Linked DNA regions of Mus musculus: regions 1, 3 and 4 are each linked to region 2. A link is a loop called in an ENCODE intact Hi-C map of the cell type or tissue named here. Cell type or tissue: gastrocnemius. All regions are shown on one strand.

Region 1 (5,000 bases), 150 kb after region 2:
ACACCCAGGTTGCTCTCTAAAATTTATTGAGAGCAATAGACTGGAAGTCAAATTTGTAATTCTGCAACTTGTCTTTTAATCACTTAGAACCTGTTTCTACATCGTAGCTCGAAAGACATTTGTTTTCAAGTCCAGAGAATGCTCTGGGTGAGGAAAAGACACAAACAAACTGAAAGTGGGCCACCAGGAAGAGAGATGCAAGGCCAGCTGATAGCTGACTAAGCAAAATGGATAAATTAGGAGATGTACTGGACTGGGGGGGGGGGGGTGTAAAGGAAAGAAAGCAAAACAGAAAGACTAACATGGTGCCACATGCCTGTAACACCAGGACACAGGACACCGAAAGAAAGGGCTTTCTTTCTCAGCTGAGTTCCAGGCCCTCCTGGGCTGCATGAGACTTTGTCTAAAAAACAAAACAAAACAAAACACCCCCAAACCACAAACTAAACTGAAGAGAGAAAAGGTAAGGAAGAAGAAATGAAGGGGGAGGGGTGTGTGGGGGAGGGTTGGGGTCAAAGGGCAATCTGGCTGGGGACTGGGCAGCTCACTCACCACACTTGCAGTTTGATCCTCTTCCCCTCTATGTCCACGGTTCGGATCTTGAAATCAATTCCTGGGGTGAAGGGTGTGAAGACAGGTAAGCATGTGTGGAAAGTATGGTGGGGGAGAGTGGGGGCTGCACCAGTAACTGCTGGTACTCAGGTACTCGAGGTAGTGACCTTGCTGGATGTGTAGCCAGGAGGGAGAGCTTTTCCACAGCTTTATTCCTATGGTAAGCATACTGTGTCTCCTCAGATTTCATGACGTTTTGGAGAAAAGCTATGAAACTCTTCAGCTGGGTTAAAAGCATGCCATCTGACAACTTTCCCTTCCATCTCTACCTCACCTTCCCATCCCTCTTCCCCCTCCTCCCCCAAAATACACTACTGGTCCTCCACCGCCCTGCTAGCCCTTAAGGGTAGAGAGGAATGAGAGGGCAGCTGATTGAGCCTATGTGAATTAACTAGTGAGCTAAGCTTGGAAGTGGGGGGGGGGGGGGGGGAAGAAGCTCTCTAAGAATCCTCTGGAGAATTAGGAGAGGGAGGGAGGAAGAGAGGGAGGGAGGAAGAGAGGGAGGGAGGGAGAGAGAGAGAAAGTTTCCTTTTTGTCACTAGAGGAGATAAGATTCTCAGTCAAGAGATGAAGAAAGATAAAGAGGGGAGGGGAGGGGGAAAGGAGATTCTTCTTACTGGAAGTCTCCCAGCCACTTAGGAGGCTCCAGAGAGAAGGATGGTGCAGAAGCTTACTCAGAGACCCCAAAGTCCCCTGGCATCCACCATCCTCACTCCCACAGCACACCCAGCCACACTCTGCAGTACCTTGCTGAGGGTAGGGAGGCTAAAAAGATGATTTGAAGGTGGGGCAGATCCTGCGGGAAGTTTGAAGCCAGTAGGTCAGTAAGAGGCCAACACAATTGGGAAGCAGGGAAAAGAGAAATTGTGAAGAGTGGATCTAGAGCGTCTAGGTGCAGTGATGGGGTAAAGAAGGAAGCAGATGGAAATGACGATAACCTGTGTGGATTTGGAGAGACTAGGGAGACAGTACCAAGAGACGGAGTGGGTGGCAGCAACTGGGACTATCTGGAAACCTCAAAAAGGTTTGAGGTTTTGAGTGTTATTCAGGGACATTATGGAGGATGGGTCTGGGGCAGGGGTCGACAGACTGGAAATTAGTGTTTTTCTCTAAGGGGATCAAAAAAGTAGGTTCCTTAGTCTTTCAGGAGCCGGTGTATGAGGGTGGGCGGGGGTGGGGTGGGTCTGGGGTCTGGGATACAGCCTGTGGGCTCACCGATGGTAGAGATGTAAGTGCTGTTGAAGTTGTCCTCTGCAAAGCGAATGATCAGACAAGTCTTGCCCACCCCCGAGTCCCCGATGAGCAGCAACTTGAAGAGGTGGTCGTAGGCTTTGGCCATGGCGGACACTGGGGGCGCCGGGGGAGGGGTCGGGAAGAGCCAACACTGGTAGGCGGGATCCGAGGGTTGGCAGGCAGAAACCGCCGGAGTCCCAGCCAGGAAGTTTTCCTCCCTCTCCGCCCAGGCCCCGGGAAAAGAAGAGAGGCGGCCCTGCTCTCGGCTCCACCCCTCTTCGCCAGTGGAGAGGCCTGTCCAGCTCCAGCAGTCCGGGCGCTGCCTCCCCAGCCTCGGAGGGCCAGTTTCCCTAGCCCTTCCCATTGCCTTTGGCTAGCTGTCTTTCCTCTCTTTTGACCGAATTGGAAAGAATTTCAAAGAGATTAGGGGAAGAGGGAAAGAATTTTACCAATGGTGAAGATAGGGGTGGTAACTGGAAATTGGTAAAAAGCTGAGGCGCTATTCAAAGGCTTTTGAGTTTATGATAAATGTCCTAGGATTTTCTGTCAACAATGCATTACTTAAGACTACGAATCCCAATTCCCTTTGAAAAGAAGCGGGTTAGGAGGTTAGTATGGTGGATCAATCTGCCCCCTGGTGGAGCACAGTGAAGAACTAAAACGATAAAAATCAGCCTCATCAATTACACTCAAAACACACAGAGCCGAGTCACAATCTGGAGCGAGCCTTGAATTCAGTAGCACAACCTGCACCCCAAGGCCTGGTAATCCTATTGCCTCTACCCCTCAAGTATGAAGATTAGTACTGTGGAGCCACCATGCCCAGCTTTTCATCTTTATTTACTTACTTTCTTTATAGCGAGTGTTTTGCCTACATGTGTTTATTCACTATATGACTAGCATGCCTGCAGAGGCTACAAGACAGCAACGATCCCCTGAAACTGGAGTGTCTAGAGGTGCTGTCATGTGCCTGCTGGGAACTGAACCCAGATCCACTACAAGAGCAGCCAGCTCTTATCATCTTTCCAGTCCCGTTAGAAAAAGAAAGAGCCGGGCGTGGTGGCGCATGCCTTTAATCCCAGCACTTGGGAGGCAGAGGCAGAGGCAGGCCGATTTCTGAGTTTGAGGCCAGCCTGGTTTACAAAGTGAGTTCCAGGACAGCCAGGGCTATACAGAGAAACCCTGTCTCGAAAAAAACAAAAAAAAAAAAAAAAAAAAAAAAAAAGGAAAAAGGAAAAGGCTTTTCTAACAGATGAGTCCTGGCTGTGGGAAAGTGTCTTTATTTGTTTGTTTGTTTGTTTTTAAAGATTTATTTATTTATTATATGTAAGTACACTGTAGCTGTCTTCAGACACTCCAGAAGAGGGAGTCAGATCTCCTTATGGATGGTTGTGAACCACCATGTGGTTGCTGGGATTTGAACTCAGGACCTTTGGAAGAACAGTTGGGTGCTCTTACCCGCTGAGGCATCTCACCAGCCCTTTATTTGTTACATTATGTTTGCCATAATCTATGTTTCCATTTGTCCTCTCACAAATACAATGTATCAGTTACTCCCCCCCCCCCCAACACACACACACAAAATACTTGACAAAACAACTTATGAGAGAGGCTTACAGAAGGCAGTTCTGTCATGACAGGAGGAGCATGGGGCATCTGGTCGCTTTCCATCCAAACTCAAGGAGAGAGACGAATGCTGGTGCTCACCTCACTCTCCTTTTTTATTCGGGAGAGTGAATGGTGGTCCTCATTGTCAGGTAGGCTTTTCCCACCTCAAATAATCCAATCTAGAACTTTCCTCCAGACATGGCCAGCCATTGGATACCTAGGTGATGCTAGATCCTGTCAAGTTGACAATCCATATTAACTACCACACACAAATAACTATTCAGTTTATTTTATTAATTAATTAATTCATTACATTTATTTGTATGTGTACACACACATAATGTTGTGTTTTATAAAAAGAAAGAGACCAGAGATATGTTTTGTGGAGACGCAGTAAGGTGTGGGTGGAGGGGAGTACCTCTGCCAGCCCATGCTGAGGCATCCCTTCCCCCTGAGGTACCAGCCACACCATGCGATGGTATAGTATAGAACAGAGTTTATTCAGGGTATTGGGAGGGAGCTTAAGGGGAGAGAGAGAGAGAGAGAGAGAGAGAGAGAGAGAGAGAGAGAGAGAGAGAGAGAGAGAGAGAGAAAGTAGAAGAGTAGAGGCAAGCCATGAGCACATGGAGAGGGGGGAGTGGAATGGGGAGAGAGGAAGAAGAGGGTAAGGGAACAAGAGCAAGAAGAGAGAGCAAGAGAGTGAGGAGGGGGCAAGCAGCCCCTTTTATATTGAGTCAGGCACACCTGGCTATTGCCAGGTAACTGTGGGGTGGAGCGTAGAGGAACTGCCAACAACCCATGCCATGGTGAAAGTGTGGCAGTCAGAGGACATGCTGAAGGATGCTTAACTAAACTTCTCCAGAGCCATCTCACCATTAATTTGAGGCAAGGTCTGTCTGTATTGCCCAGATCAGTCTCAAATTTGAGGCTCATGTAATCATGTGGACTCAGCCCTTCAGTAGCTAGAACTACCAGCATCCACGGGTACCACTGTGCCTGCTTCAATACACCAATCTGACTATTCTATTTTTTCAATGGTGTTGGGAATTGGTCAAACCCAGAGCTTTGTGCACACTAGGCAAAGTACTATTCTATTGAGCTTCAATTCCCTTCTATTTATTCCCTCAGGGCTCATTGCATTTCAAGCTATAGCACAGACTTGAATCTTTTCTGGTTTTCCTCAGTGACTAATCCTGACCTCTAACTCACACTGATGTCCAGGTAGGGTGGATTTGCAGTCCCAGCACACGGGAGACAGAAGCAAAATGAAAGTCAGACAGAAGCATGACTAAGGTCAGCCTACTCTTGGTTGGGAGTTGCAAGCCAACCAGGAGACCTTGTGATTGCTAATCTTGGTTGCCAACTTGACATACCTGGGAGGAGGAAACTTGAGGAATTATCACCATTGGATTGGCCTGTAGACTTATCTATGGGGGAATTTTCTTTATTATTATTTTTAAAACATTTAGACAGGATCTCTCTCTCTCTCTCTCTCTCTCTCTCTCTCTCTCTGTGTGTGTGTGTGTGTGTGTGTGTGTATGTGTGTG
Region 2 (5,000 bases):
AGGGGCTGGCCTTGGCTAACAGCAGCAGTACTACCTGATGTCATATGATTGCCTGTGCCTGGATACCTTGCTCTCCCATGAATACCCACTGTATTAACACAGAACCACCCCTGGTGGCTGAGCCAGCAGGGCTGTGTACATCCTGAAAGTGTTATGACAGAGGATTAGAAGACATGACAGTGCCCAAGATGGCACCTGCAGGGCACAGAGGTGTCCACAGTAGACCTGGACAGGAACATCTCAGTCACTAGATTTGTATACACAGTGCCTTGGGCCTGTACATTTAGGGGCCCATAAATTTTTTCTTTTGGCACTAGAAAGATGGCTCAGCAGTTAAGAGTAATTGCTGGGGGCTGGAGAGATGGCTTATCAGTTAAGAGCATTGGCTGCTCTTCCAAAGGTCAATTCCCAGCAACCACATGGTGGCTCACAGCCATCTGCAGTAGGATCCAATGCCCTCTTCAGTCATGCAGGCATACAAGCAAATAGAGTACAAATATACATAAGTAAATAAATACTTTAAAAAACAAAGAGTATTTACTGTTCATACCAAGAACCAGAGTTGGAAGCTCACACGTAGTCCCTGGCCTCACAATCGCTGTATGGCTGAGAATGATCTTCAATGTGTAGCCCTGGCTGTCCTGGAACTCACTCTGTAGACCAGGCTGGCCTCGAACTTGCAGACATCCACCTGCCTCTGCCTCCCCAGTGCTGGGACTGAGGTGCATGGCACCACTGCCTGGCTTCTTCCTTCCTTCCTTCCTTCCTTCCTTCCTTCCTTCCTTCCTTCCTTCCTTCCTTCCTTCCTCTCTCTCTCTCTCTGTCTCTCTCTCTCTCTCTTTCTTTTTTTGTTTTTAAAGCTTTATTTATTATTATACATAAGGACACTGTAGCTGCCTTCAGACACACCAAAAGAGAGCATCAGATCTCATTAAGGATGGTTGTGAACCACCATGTGGTTGCTGGGATTTGAACTCAGAACCTTTGGAAGAGCAGCTGAGCCATCTCTCCAGCCCTCCATACTTTTATTTAAACAAAAATTGGAAAAAAATATATTTGACTTTATACTGACACTATTATGTGTAATTTTTTTTTTGAGACAGGGTTTCCCTGTGTAGCCCTGGCTGTCCTGGAACTCACTCTGTAGACCAGGCTGGCCTTGAACTCAGAGATTCACCTGCTTCTGCCTACCAAGCACTGGGATTAAAGGTGTACACCACTACTGCCCAGCTGTAATTTTTTTTTAAATCAAGGATCAAGTATGGCTATAACTCCAGCATTGCAGGGTTGAGGGAGGGCTTCAAGTCCAGTTGTCTTGGCTACAAATCAAGGAATTTTAATGAAGGAAAGCAGTGTTTAGAGTTCACTAAAGTCACAGACATGTGACTACATGATCGGGTAATGAGATCACCAGGAAGTAGCAGCTGTGGGCAGATCCCAGGGCTACTGTGTAGGTGCTCACGAGTCACCTCACGCCTAGGTCTATCCCTCTTCCACCAATGTTCAGAGTTGCCCAAGGTGGAGCAGAGCGGTGCAGGCTGCTTCCAATGCCTGCCTCACTGGGTGCCTAAATGATCCATTTTCTGCAGCATATTGTTGTGTTGTCCTGGAAATCAAGGCCAAGGTTGAGCAGTAGCCAGGAGTGTGCTGCTTGGGAAGGTGGGAGCAGAGTACCAACTGGATTCGTGACTTCTGCACCCTCTGCGTCATGTGCATCCTCCACATCACCAGTGTGAGCCAGGCTGATGTGGTCACCTACCACTGTAGGTCATAAAATGTGGCCAGTACCTGTCACAGCCAAGGTGTCCAGTTGCCCCTGATTAAGGACCAGGGAAAATGTGTCTATCTGGTTGTCCATGATAGGCCTGACTTTTTACACAGGTCAGAGTGAGCCTGCTTCTTCATGGGGCTTCCTAGAGCTCGGCACCTGCTGGAAGTGCAGTGGGAAGCAGCCCTGGGCTTAGGCGAAGGATGGACAGGGCCTGGACAGGCTGGATCAAGCTGTCAAAAAGTGGTAGGTGGAGGTCAGATGCATCAGGCAACAGAATGGATGCTTTAAAAAATGAAGAAGAAAAAAAAAAAAAAAAAAAAAAGGTAAGGCCCAGAATGGGGCTCAGGCTTGATCCAGAGGCAGTAGGAGCTCTTGGTTGGGTAGAGAGAAGGCTTAATCAACCTGTAAGAGTTCTTGCATTAACACATATGTGTGCATTAGTGAGGGCCTCCTGAGGGTCAGGATGAAAGCTCTGTAAGTGAGGGAAACATCTAGGGTGGTAAGGTAGGTGGGACAGTTTTGTTCCCAAAGTGAGGACCATGACAGAGCTTGAGAGGACACAGCTGAAGGCAGGACACCTTTGGTGTTAGTGAGAGCAGTAATGCCTTAATCAGCCACTAGGGGGCTCCTACGTACAAATAAGCAGGCCCCGGCAAGAAATCATGGGCTTCAGGGGACAGCTCCGGAATGCTCTGAAAGACTCACCAAAGAATATATATTTTTTTAAAAAAAAATTAAAAAGAAGCAAAAATGGGAAAAATAAATCCTGACCCTTGAGATAGTGGCAAGGAAGAAGGGTTTTACAGCGTAACAGATCTCTCTGCCTAGATGGATTTTTTTTATAAGTGGACTAATCGTGCCCCATTCCCTTCAACACTCTGAGCGTCCTTTATGTCCTACAGTACGTTCTACTCTGTTCTACTTGAGACCCTGTCTCAAAACAAACAAGCACAAAAGAAACAGGGAAGAGAAAGGAAAGAAGGAAGGAAGGGAGGGAGGGAGGGAGGTGCTGAGTTCAATTCCCAACAACCACATGGTAGACCATCTATCTATACTAGGATCTAATGCCCTCTTCTGGCACATAGATGGAACATTCATATACATAAAATGCGTAAATAAATCTTAAAAAATAGAAAGAGAGGCGGGGAGAGGGGCCAACCTGGTTCTCTTGAGTCTTGCCATGAAATCTGCCTGCAGTACTAGAGCCTGAACCCTCCTTGGAGCCCCGCCCCCCACCATGCTGGGCGGTGTGTGTGTGTGTGTGTGTGTGTGTGTGTGTGTGTGTGCTGTGGTGATTGATCTCTGAGTGAGCCGTTGCCCACACAGACTCTTAGGCTTGAATACTTGGTCTCCAGTTGGTGGAACCCTTAGAGAAGGGTTAGAAGGTATGGCCTTGTTGGCAGAAGTGTGTCACTGGGCATAGTCTTTGAGGTTTCAAAAGCCCATGCCAAGCCCAGTGGCTCTCTGCCTGCTGCCTGTGAGTGACCAGTGTAAAGTTCTCAGGTGCTGCTCCTGCACCCGGCCTGTCTGCCTGCAGCCACGCTCCCCACCATGATAATGGTCATGGAGTCTAACAGCAAATAGAAAAGAAAGTAAGGCACTGCCTCTGACGATGTGCATGGCATTAATAACTCTTCTAATAAACTTATTCTCCCAGGGATCAGGGGTAGGAAAGGCAAACGAGAGGGCTAAGCAGGGAAAGACCTTTGTTGCCACATCCAAGCCCCTGAGTTCAATCCAGAGGAGTAACTTGGTGGGAGAGAACGGACTCCTACAAGCTCTCTCCATCCCCCCAAGTAAATGTAATTCAGACAAATAAACAACTGGAGAGGAGGGAATTAGCACAAATTAGCCTCAATCTTGCTACTTCAGTCGCCTGGGTGCTGCCACCAAAGATGTGAACCTCCACCCCTAGGGTTAATAGTGTTTAAATTACAGTAGAAAAGGGGAGGAAGCCATCGTGGGAACTTTGGTCTGGAAGTGACTTAGGCACTCAAAGCAAGGGGAGTATGGGCTCCTCTGAGACAGTTGGAGGAGTCCAGTGGGAATCCCTGGCCGTTATTCCATTCCAGTCTACCATCCCACCTTCCCTCGTGGGACCACAGGACCCGCAGAGCAGGCTACCAGGCTTCCAGGTTGTTAAATGCTCATGGCCCAGTTCCAGGCAATGGGGGGCCAGCAAGAGACCCTCCTACCTGCGATTCCAGGGACATGAGTGCCAGCATCAAGGAGGTCAGAAGGAGAAGGTGGCTATTTAGGGGCAGAAGGCCGGTCAGTAGCCAGCATTTAGGGCTGCTTAAAGGTTACGGAAGAAGCTGGATATGAACCAACTCTCCTAACCAGGAGTCTGGAGAGGATCAAGGTCTGAGCTCAGGCTCCTCGCTGGTAACATGTTCATCTGGTGGGGACCCTGGGGCAGGTCCTTTTCCTGGTATTCCCAGGGTGTGACAGGTTTTCCCAGAGCCATTGGAAAGTTCACATTGCCAGATAGCCAAGTCTATGAAGATCAATCAGGTTGGAGTCCAGGCTCTGTTGTTTCATCTGTGGGAGAACAAGGTTGACTGCAAGGAAGAATCAAGTGAGGTGATGTATGCGGGCTCACCGCAAGCTGAGCAGAATATGGGCACACTAACTATAGACCAGACACATGAGGCCGGCACCATGAAGAGCTTGCCTAGGTGGAATTTTCTAGCAACCAGCAGAGCAGCGGCAGTTTCTGGCCAGAGGCAGGCTCTAAGCAGATGGCCACTGCTTTGGGAGCTGGGCAGAGCCCTCTTCTGTAGCCTGAGGAAATTTAAAGATTTAAGACTTTATACCAACCCTTGAAAAACTTTCATTTTAATTAAGTAATTATTAATTGCACTGAGGATTTAGCCTAGAGCAGCGATTCTCAACCTTCCTAATGCTGAGACCCTTTAATACAGTTCCTCACATGGTGACCCCAAACCATAAAATTATTGTGTTGCTACTTCATAACTGTAATGTTGCTACTGTTGTGAAGCATCAGTAAGTATCTGATATGTATCCCCCCAGGAGTCATGAGCCCCAGATTGAGAGCCACTGCCTAAGCCTGTTATATACAAGCAGATACTCAGCTACAACCCCAGCCTTTTTAGAGATTTTTTTGTTTTGTTTTGTTTTTTTTTGTTTTGTTTTGTTTTTCGTTTTTTGAGACAGGGTTTCTCTGTGTAGTCTTGGCTGTCCTGGAACTCACTCTGTAGACCAGGCT
Region 3 (5,000 bases), 83 kb after region 2:
CCTTGTAGACGTTTTGGTCCCCTGGCAGCCGCCGTACCACCTAGTCTCTTAAAACCGGGATTCTCCTTTGACAGGCTCTCATTCTTTCTCGTCTAAAGATGGAGACCGGGAACGGCGCTGGGCTCTGTGTTTGGGTGGGTGGTGTTTCATCGCGACAGAATCCATGAATTTAAGGACAGGACTAGCTTTAGGAGCTCTGGCCTTGTCTTTCTGGGGTGTGGCCTGCCCCGTTCTGCCCAAGGCCTTGGGACTCGTGTGTTAATTTACTTCTGACCGGTCCTTTCCTGGTTGTACCGTAACAGCACAAAGAAAAAACAAACAATTAGCTAAATGTACTGAATTTATGGTGTATACTCTGGGATCTGGTCTTTTTCTGTTCACAGTGAGGATACAGCTTCCCACCCCACCCTATTGCACTAGCTAAGTCAAGGCCCGGGTTCTTTTGCTAGCCTGGCTATCTCCTACTTCCTCCAAGAGGTTAGACCCGCCTACATTCTACGTTTCTAGAACACCATGAATATTCTTTCTGAGCGCCCTAGAAATGAGAACTAATTATCACAAAAATAAACACATTGAAAGAATAATAACTTTTTGGGGGAACAAGAACAATGAATTCTTACTCTCTGTGAGGCAAGTACTGGCCATCCTATCTTACAGATGAGGACAATAAGGTATCGATTAAAAGACAAAGTTACACATGTGACAGACTTGAGATTTTAACCCATGTGTACTAAGGAACAGGGTCAGATTAAGCAACTTGCCAAAGGTAGACAGCAACTGAGCAATGATTAAAAGTCAGATCTAACTAGTGCCAGAGACAGTAGAGAAGACATTTTTTCAAATCACTATGGAAATAAAATTGTAAGCCTGACATGATGGTGCACAAATGTAACTTCACCACTGGGATGCTGAGGTCACAGGTTAGCCAAGGCTAGATATGAAGATGTTTCAGATTCCTTTAAAGGGGGGCTGAAGAGATGGTTCAATAGTTAAGCACTTGTTGCTCCTCAGAGGACCCAGGTACCTATCTGTAATTCCAGTTCAAGGGCTCCATAGCACCCCTCTGACTTCCCTGAGCACCAGGGGCTCCTACAGTGCATACACATTCATGCAAGGAAAACACAGTTTGTAAATACCTAAAAATTAATTTGTTAAGAGTTGACCTAGAGATGGCACACGCCTTTAATCCCAGCACTCGGGAGGCAGAGGCAGGCAGATTTCTGAGTTTGAGGCAAGCCTGGTCTACAAAGTGAGTTCAGGACAGCCAGGACTATACAGAGAAACCCTGTCTCAAAAAACACACAAACAAAAAAACAAAAAACAAGAGTTGTCCTAGAATACTAGTTAGCATGTTCAAAACCCAATACTGCAAATTATATAAATAAAGTTAATTATGATGGAGAGCTGGACATGACAGTGCATGCCTTTAATCCCAACACTTGGGAGGCAGAGGAAGGTGAATCTCTGAGTTCGAGGCCAGCCTGATCTACAGAGTGAGTTCCAAGTCAGCCAGGGCTACACAGAGAAACCGTCTTGAAAAAAAAAAAAAACCGTCTTGAACTTGTGGCAATCCTCCTGCCTCAGTCTCACAAGTGTTGAGATTACAATACTGAGTCACCAGACCTGGACCATACAATTAGTTTGTATTATAAGGTTAAACAAACAAAAAACCTATTTGTATTCAAGTATTGTGTCCAGATAAATAAATAACATAACCTTGAGTTAAAGTATTTAGGTTTAGATCTTGGCTCTGAACCTAACCAGTTCTATGATTGTTGTACAAGTACAGATTCCTTTTTTTTTTTTAATCTATTCTCTTGTTCACCCAACTGTACAAGGAGAGTGCTGAATATAACTCATAGGCTTATTGTTTGGATTATAAAATAACATACCTTTAATATTCTGGGCCATGCCAAGAACAAGAATATAGTATTCAGGATTGGAGAAACAATGGCTCAGCAGTTAAAAACAAAAAACAAAAAAAAACATTGCTTGTCCTTCTAGAAGACCAAGTAGCACCCATGGGGTGGCTTCTGTAATCCAGGGATTTGATGCCCTCTTCTGGCCTCCTCCACAGGCACCAGGCACACAAGTGGTAAACAGACACACATGCAGGCAAAACATCTATACACACAAAATACACTTTTATAAAAATATAGCATTTGATATATACACTCAAGAACTATAAGAATTTTCCTAATGTTCCAATGATTTCACGATTTTAGCTCCAAATTCAGCTTGTTTATATTTTAACTCCATCATCTTCAGCTTTTGCTGACTCTCTTGAGTCACTGAACAAAGGATAAAGCACCTAGTGTAGATCTAAGGTTTACTGTTACAGAAGTCCTACAGTACACTCAACCAGGCACGTACTCTGTGATGTGAGTGCTGGGATTAAAGACGTGCGCCACCACCGCCCGGCCAGAAATTCTTCTTGACTAAAGCTTTGTCCATCATCAATGCAAAGTTCCTCTGCTGTCTAAAGAGCCATCTGTAGTAAGAATTCTGGAATTTGGGTTTCTTTGGGGAGAAAAAAAAAACACAAATATTAAAGGAATGTGCCCTTGTTTTAATCCCAGGTGTAGGGATGTGGGGCTGCTGCAGACTACCCACAGCAGCTGACTATGATTTGCCTCCTGCTCTAGCAGAGTTGTGGTTTTGCCAGCTGCAGATAATTCCTGTGATTGTGTGACATTTGGAATTCTGGGAACTTTTCAAAGGATATATAAATTCAAGGGCCCTGAGAGTCAAGGTTGGTGGTTATTAGTGATTCGGAGGGTGGGGGAAGAGTTTAGTTGCAATTTTTTAATGGTTATGCTCAAAGACAAAACTGGGATTAAAGGCTTGCGCCACCACTGCCCAGTGCTCGCCTCTTAAAAAGAAAAATAATCCTCTGCTCTTTCCTACATTTGAAATCAAATTTCGCTGGGCAGTGGTGGCCCACGCCTTTAATCCCAGCACTCAGGAGGCAGAGACAGGCAGATTTCTGAGTTTGAGGCCAGCCTGGTCTACAGAGTGATTTCCAGGACAGCCAGGGCTATACAAAGAAACCCTGTCTCGAAAAAAACAAAACAAAACAACAACAACAACAAAAGGCGAGCAAGTAGTTTATTGCAGTTGCTGCCACTGGGCTATCTCCTGCTTTGCTTCCAGGTGGAATTTTCTGCTTTTTTCTTCCTATATTTTATTTCAAAAAGGTTGAAAGACTGGCTGAGCAGTTGAAAAAGAGTGCAGGTGGAAATGGAGGGGCCTGAGAAACAAACAAAAGGCTGAACTGGGAAAATAAATAAATAAAAGAACTTTTTTTTTTTTTTTTTTTTTTTTTTTTTTTTTTTTTGGTTTTTCGAGGCAGGGTTTCTCTGTGTAGCCCTGGCTGTCCTGGAACTCACTCTGTAGACCAGGCTGGCCTCAAACTCAGAAATCTGCCTGCCTCTGCCTCCAAGTGCTGGGTTTAAAGGTGTGCACCACCACGCCCAGCTAACTTTTTTTTTTAATTTATTTAATTATTTATTCATTATATTTAAGTACACTGTAGCTGTCTTCAGACACACCAGAAGAGGGCATCAGATCTCTGTTACGGGTGGTTGTAAGCTACCATGTGGTTGCTGGGATTTGAACTTGGTACCTTTGGAAGAGCAGTCGGGTGCTCTTACCCCCTGAGCCATCTCACCAGCAACTTTTCTTTTTTTTAAAGATTTATCTGTTTATTATATGTAAGTACACTGTAGCTGTCTTCAGACACATCAGAAGAGGGCATCGGATCTCATTAAGGATGGTTGTGAGCCACCATGTGGTTGCTGGGATTTGAACTCAAGATTTTTGGAAGAGCAGTCTGTGCTCTGAACCACCGAGCCATCTCTCCAGCCCAAGATTTTTTTTTTAATTTTTTATTAAATATTTTCTTCATTTACATTTCAAATGCTATCCCAAAAGTCCCCTATACCCTCCCCCCCCCCCCCCCCCGCACTGCTCCCCTACACACACACTCCTACTTTTGGCCCTTGCGTTCCCCTGTACTGGGGCATATAAGTTTGCATGAGGCCTGGCATGGTGGTGCACACCTTTAATTCCAGCATTTGGGAGACAGAGGCAGGCAGATTTCTGAGTTCAAGGCCAGCCTGGCCTACAAAGTGAGTTCCAGGACAGCCAGGGCTATACAGAGAAACCCTGTCTCGAAAAACCAAAAAATAAAATAAAAATAAAAAAAAATAAAGTTTGCATGACCAAGGGGCCTCTCTTCCCCATGATGGCTGACTAGGCCATCGAGATGGCTCAGTGATTAAGAGCACTGACTACTCTTCCAAAGGTCCTAAGTTCAATTCCCACCGACTACATGGTGGCTCATGACCATCAGTAATGGGATCTGATGCCCTCTTCTGGTGTGTCTGAAAACAGCTACAGTGTACTCATATACAAAAAGAACTTTTCTGAAGGGTTGCAGAGTTGGAGGTGCAACTCTGAGAGGTTGTGGGTGGAGGTGGAAACACTTGGGAAGAAGCACCCCAAAAGAACAAAGGCTCAATCCCAAGAGCAGGAGTTTCCTGCAGGAAGAGGAAAAGAAACTTCACCGGAGGGCGGTAGGGTCAGAGAAAAGCTGAGAAAGTGGGAGGACAAGCTGACGAAAGAGGCCATTTCAAGCGAAAGGTATAATCTCAACAGAAAATTGCATCTGTTCCTGTCCATTAGAGTACCCCGTCACCCAGCGACTGCTCCTTGACTAGTCATTCTCCTCCATCCATTTTGCTGTTCAGTATTCGCAGCTTCTTCCCTCCACCATGTCAACCACTGCAACTGCAGACCAGCCTCTACTACAGCTGTCACCGATCCCTTCCAGTCTTGGGGAGTAATTCTACGATGAGTAGCCCAGTTATTTAGAATTTGTCATATAAAGCAAGTGCATTCTATATGAAACCATGGCCTTTTTACAAAGATTATATAAGGCTCTGGAGAAGCTGTGGCTGTTTTGGTTTTGTTTTGGTTTTGTTTTTAACAAAGATTAG
Region 4 (5,000 bases), 110 kb after region 2:
CATCAGCCCTTTTTTCCCAAAGAACCCAAACTCCACTCTACAACACACAACTGACATATTCCTCACCTATTCCTTTAAAGGCCTGCCTCTCCTTGCCCGCTACAATTACGTCTCAGAGAACACAGTATTTTCTGTAATGGCCTGCAATGACATCATTCACTCTGGCTACCACATTACACCAACTTTTGCTTTGTCAAAGGTCTCTGCTCTTGTAGCAACACCACAAGAACCTTCCGATGCAGCTAATGTTCTTAAAGCACCCATCCTTTCATTTCTAGAAGACTTTACAGATGCCTAGGAAGGCTTACAAAACCCAAGATTTAGCTTCTGCTCATCAGATTTCAAGTATCCTTTTTTTTCCCTAGCTTAACTTTACCTAGTTGGCCAAGCAACCAGGACTTTCCCATCTCCAGGATCCTTAGGTGTCTGTAGTTAGGCACAAAGGGACTGTAGGAGTCAGCTCCAGTCATGCCATGCCCGCGCCACCCAGCCCAAGACAGAATCGGGGCCACAACAGCCTATTGGTAACTTATCTCACCTGCCTCCATGGCCTGACCCTGGGGAGTGGAAGCCCCAAGAGTCCTGAGGTGCCCCAGGGTGCTGAAGGTGGGAAGAAGCCTGGCGGGTAGCTTGCAAGGGGCTAGAGGCTGAGAGAGTGCTTCAGAGGGGAAGGGAGGCTACTTCCTGAAATGGCTGCGAAGGGGAAGCTGTCGCTAGCTCAGCATAAGTCAGCCTATGGGTGTGTGGTATCGCTGGGGGGGCGGGGGGGATAGTACTGTTTAAGGTGCCAGCACAGCATCAGACCAACGCAGACCTCCCACTAAGGGTCCTGTGCAAGGCAGGGAAGCTTTTAGTGTCTCCAGGATGCACAGTCTATTTAACCTCCCGCTCTTCCTCAGAGAACTAGAGCCAAACCGACTGTCTTCTCAACCTGGCCTCTGGACACACATGCCCCAACTCAAGCTAAATTTAGCTTGAGCTTCTCTACATCTGAGAGGTGAAGCCAGGAGTCAGCGTCAGCCTCCTGATTTAACTCCAGGACACAGCTCACTCTCTCATCCACTGCAGGCCAATAGTAGTTCTGTGCTCCAGACAGTAGGCAAAAGCCGTTAGATGAGACCCTCTATAGGCAAGTGGGTGGTCCCGGATCAACAGGACTTGTGTGTCCAGGCCTTCCCTTATCCAGCCAGGGAAGAGTCCTATAGAATGCAGCCCCTTCTCCCTTGGGGGAAAACAACGGCACTGGAGCCACTTTGGGTCCCAACGCCCACATGCCGAATGACGGGAAGTCGGGGCTAGGGCAGAGGGCGCGGCGCGGGGGAGGTGGCTGAGCAAGAGGCCGGAGGGCCGAGAGAAGCGCGCGCGGGGACTGCCGAGGACGTGACGGCAGCAGCGCCAGCAGCCGCGTGACCCAGGCGGGAAGGAGGGGTGCTCTGGCTTGAGCGCCCGCGGGAGCTCCAGGTTGTAGGATGTCGAGCACAGCTAGCTAGCTCTGGGTTGCGCCCTCCCCTCCACTTTCACTTCTCTGGGAGGGAGGAAGCGGAACCAGATGCGCAGCGTAGAACAGCTGGGGACAGTCCCTGGAGCCGCCCGCCCTCCGCCCGCCCTAACCCGCCCGCCGCCCCGCCCGGTCCGGCCCCTACCTGCCTGCCCTGGGACTCCCCAGCCGGCCCGCTGGCGGGTGGCTCTGAGGGCGGGCTGGCGGGCCGGCGGGCGGCTGGGCTGCTATCCAGCCCCGGACATGGCGCACTCGACTTAGGAGCCGCTCGCGCCCGGGCTGAAGGAAGAAGCAGCAGCCGAGGGCGCCGGGCACGGTGGAAGAAGATCTGGGCGGTCCCAGCGTCCCCGCGCGCTGCGCCACGCGGGGACTGCTGCCACACCACACCGCTAGTTCCAGCCGCGCGGTCCTCCCGGCTCCCACGTTGCTGGGGACCCCAAGCTCTTCAACGCGCCCTGCTTTCTCCACTCATACCCGCCCCCCACCCCCCCAGGAGCCGCGGGCGCCTCCGCTATTCTGCCCCCCCCCACACACCCGGGCCTGCGGCCGTGACCCTGGCTAGCGCCGGCCCAACACCCTGCCGCCTGCAGTGCGACCCCTGGTGGCTGGGAGGGCCCCCTGCAACCAAGCGGATTCCCACCACCCGGAGGAAAAAGCAAGACACTGACCCCAGATGGCCCCGAAGTCAGAGTCGGTGCTCCTGTCCTGCCCTACCGTCAGATGTGGCCACTGTGCCACAGCGAAGGCCCTGAAGACCTAGACCTGGGAAACCCAGGTGACTCCCCACTTCCACGTTTAGAACCCACTGGCCAGAGCCAGAAACTCTCAGTTCTTCTTTCGAGAAATGACAAGAACATTGAAAAAGAGGAAGAAAGGCATGAAGCCGAATAGTGGAGGTGTAGCACTCCTTTCACTATGCTGGGTGAAGTCTAACAAAGCCTTCGTGGAACATGGTTGTCTCCCAAGGATCTATTGCGTTAAACCCAAATGGAGCAGTGAAATGGATGAATCGACATACAGTCCTCAGAACATGAGATTGCTTAGGTCCCCCAAACATAAACCAAGTAAGCCAGCTAGGCCTGCTTACTTCTCTCTAGAAGCATCAACACTGGCAATAGCCTCCTCCAGGAGAGGGGAGGATTTTCTAACAGAAACAACTGTGACTTGGGACAACAGCCTCTCCTTACCCAGGGCTTCAGAAGAGTAACTTGTCAGGCTAGTCACGGTGCCCCATCCCCTGATGCTGCAGCAGGCAGGGCCTTAAACAAACAAGGGCACATAAGGTGACTTCCTGCTGCCTCGGTGAAGTCTGTATAGGCTTTAGGATACATCCAGTTTGGGACCTAAATCTGAGAATGGTGCTTCCGCACAAGCACAAAAGTTCTGAGAGGATTAACGCACACCCGTAGCCCTAGCACTAAGGAAGCCAAGGTGCCAACGGGCACGTGTGACTTCTAGGTAGTCTGCCCTATGTAAGAGAAATCCTGTCAAAAAACAAACAAACAAAAATGCAACACAAAAGAACCTATGGCACCAAACCTCCTTAGGTCCCCAGCCATGTACCAAATAGCCAAGCACACAAAAGGTTTAATAGGATTTTTTATTAACATATAATATATTTAATAAAAAATAATATCCATTCTGGCTCTCTCTTCCATTGCAAGGGGAAGAGAAATAGGGAGGGGCTGGTAGTGCCCATCCCTTCTGGACAAGCCCTCTCTCCAAGATTTCCCTCTACACCTTGCTTCCCAACAGGCTCTGACCTCCAGACAGACGGTTTTCAAAGTTACAAGTGCTTTTAGGCCCTCCCTTGAATTCCCCCAAGCCCACCAGACATACAGCATTCAGGGGCCACCTGGCCAAGCCCCTTCCCTTTCCTCAGTTTTAGGATCCTTCATTCATATTAGAAAAAGGATCTGGGGGCAGAGAGTAGTCTCTACTGGCCAGGGGGAAGGGATGAAGACTGATGGGACAGGGCCATGAAGAAGGATGGCAGTGAGGTCCCCTCACTGTAGCCGATCACTACGGAATGAGTCCTCCACAGCAGGGTCAGGCAGCAGGGCACAGGGGTCACTCAGCATAGTTAGTCCTTCCAGGCCCAGTGGCTCCATGCGCAGCTCATCTTCTAGCCCCAGGCCCAGCTCCAACCCAGATGCTGACACCTCAAAGCCAGGCACTCCAGCCAGGGCTGCTGCAATCTCCTTAGAGAAACCTGGGGAAGAGTCTCCTGTGTGTACAAGAGGTGGGTAAGGATCTCAGGCCACACCTCCAGACCCCTCAAGCTCCTATCACAGCAGTGAGGCTGTCAACTCTTCCTGCCAGTCTCCACCAGCACCCACACTCCCTTACCTGTGAGTATGATATTAGGTCCTGAGCCATGGCGGGAACAGTGGGTCAAGTTCTGGTGGTTGAGGACGTGAGGGTCCTGGGGGCCACTCATTGATCCCTCACTCCCTAAAAATCCAGGACCTTCAGAAAAGGCAGGGGGATCCAGCACCAGGCTGGTTGATGGGCTCTCCATGTTGAATTGCTCCAGCTAGGGACACACAGACAGACCTTAAGGAAGTGGGCTTCAGAACAGGGTGTCCTGCCTAGCTCTGCTGATATGTCCCCTTTGCCTAGCAAGCCCCATCCACCCAGGAAGAGAGGCAAAGACAGAAGGAGGTGATAGCAAGCAGAGCCAACAGAAGCGAGCACGGGGCCCGAAGAAAGTGTGGGCACCGTACCTGCTGGGCCAGAGCATGTGCATGCCAGGAAGAGAACGGGTCAAGGCAGGAGTCATCAAAGAGCAAGCTGAGCAGAAACAGAGGGGCAGGAGTAGGGGTCAAACACAGGAAGACAGGAGCCCCAAGCTGGCATTGCTATGTTACCTAGGGGAAAAAGAGGTCCACCCATATCTCCCAATTCAGCATACCAGTGACCACTCAAGTAACTGACCCACCCTCAGCCCACCCCCATCCCCCATTTCAGAACTATGAGTTTGCATACTCACATTCCCCAAGCTGAAGTCATTTATTGGGCGGTGGTAAGGCTGTTGCCCATGTCCACTGGACCCAGGTGGGTACAGTGCCCCATAATGTGGCTGCCTGCCTGGAGGCTGTCCACCTGAGGGCTGCACTAAGCAGGCCTGAGAGGGCAACTGCTGTAGAGACTTTGGGGTGGGTGGATGGGTGGGTATAACTAGACTTGGGGGGCTATATGGGTATGGGGGCAATCGCTGGTCAGTAGGCAATTTACTGGTATCCAAGGGAACGCCCTGAAAAGGGAGAAAATTTATTCTTTAGTGTGATCCCCCAAAAGAACTCTTAAGAGTTCCCCACCTTGTAAGCTGTACCTGTCCTCAATACAAACATAACAATGCTCCAAGCCATGTGTACTGGTGCGGCCCCTGTAACCTCAGCACTCTGGAGGCAAGAGCACTGCCTCTGCTTGTCTCCCCACTCTCCCCCAAGCCAACACCACCCTAGGCTTCCACGCACATCTCTGGGGTTGGTGGAAATTA

The links. Peaks named below come from ENCODE experiments on the same cell type or tissue, not always from the same donor. Only the 100,000 strongest peaks of a DNase experiment are listed, where the experiment ranks them.
Region 1: a loop joins it to region 2, with 6 times the contacts of the local background. A loop is called at or near these places in 30 of 42 quality-filtered maps.
Region 3: it touches region 2 in a loop (4-fold over the local background); 18 of 42 quality-filtered maps call a loop at or near these places.
Region 4: it touches region 2 in a loop (2.5-fold over the local background); 15 of 42 quality-filtered maps call a loop at or near these places.

Annotation. Positions count from the first base shown.
Region 1 is chr3:90,217,850-90,222,849 of GRCm38, reverse strand. Rab13 (RAB13, member RAS oncogene family) reads right to left here and starts at 2,066. Exons shown (of 8, transcript NM_026677.4): 1 at 1,828-2,066; 2 at 553-613. The coding sequence starts at 1,951. In gastrocnemius, a CTCF peak has its summit at 2,479 (motif pointing left); DNase peaks (open chromatin) are centred at 2,045 and 2,485; H3K4me3 peaks cover 1,749 bases; H3K27ac peaks cover 2,061 bases.
Region 2 is chr3:90,370,985-90,375,984 of GRCm38, reverse strand. No RefSeq gene overlaps it. Among named protein-coding and RNA genes, the nearest start is that of Slc27a3, 16 kb to the left of the region's middle. In gastrocnemius, a CTCF peak has its summit at 2,385 (motif pointing right); DNase peaks (open chromatin) are centred at 2,387 and 3,999.
Region 3 is chr3:90,287,858-90,292,857 of GRCm38, reverse strand. No RefSeq gene overlaps it. Among named protein-coding and RNA genes, the nearest start is that of Gatad2b, 2.8 kb to the left of the region's middle. In gastrocnemius, a CTCF peak has its summit at 2,056 (motif pointing left); a DNase peak (open chromatin) is centred at 398; H3K4me3 peaks cover 905 bases; H3K27ac peaks cover 1,209 bases.
Region 4 is chr3:90,262,205-90,267,204 of GRCm38, reverse strand. Crtc2 (CREB regulated transcription coactivator 2) reads right to left here. Exons shown (of 14, transcript NM_028881.3): 12 at 4,491-4,754; 13 at 3,848-4,034; 14 at 3,080-3,725. The coding sequence ends at 3,505. Dennd4b (DENN/MADD domain containing 4B) reads right to left here and starts at 1,970. Exons shown (of 28, transcript NM_001356483.1): 1 at 1,644-1,970. In gastrocnemius, a CTCF peak has its summit at 2,101 (motif pointing left); DNase peaks (open chromatin) are centred at 625, 1,389 and 2,088; H3K4me3 peaks cover 2,623 bases; H3K27ac peaks cover 3,340 bases.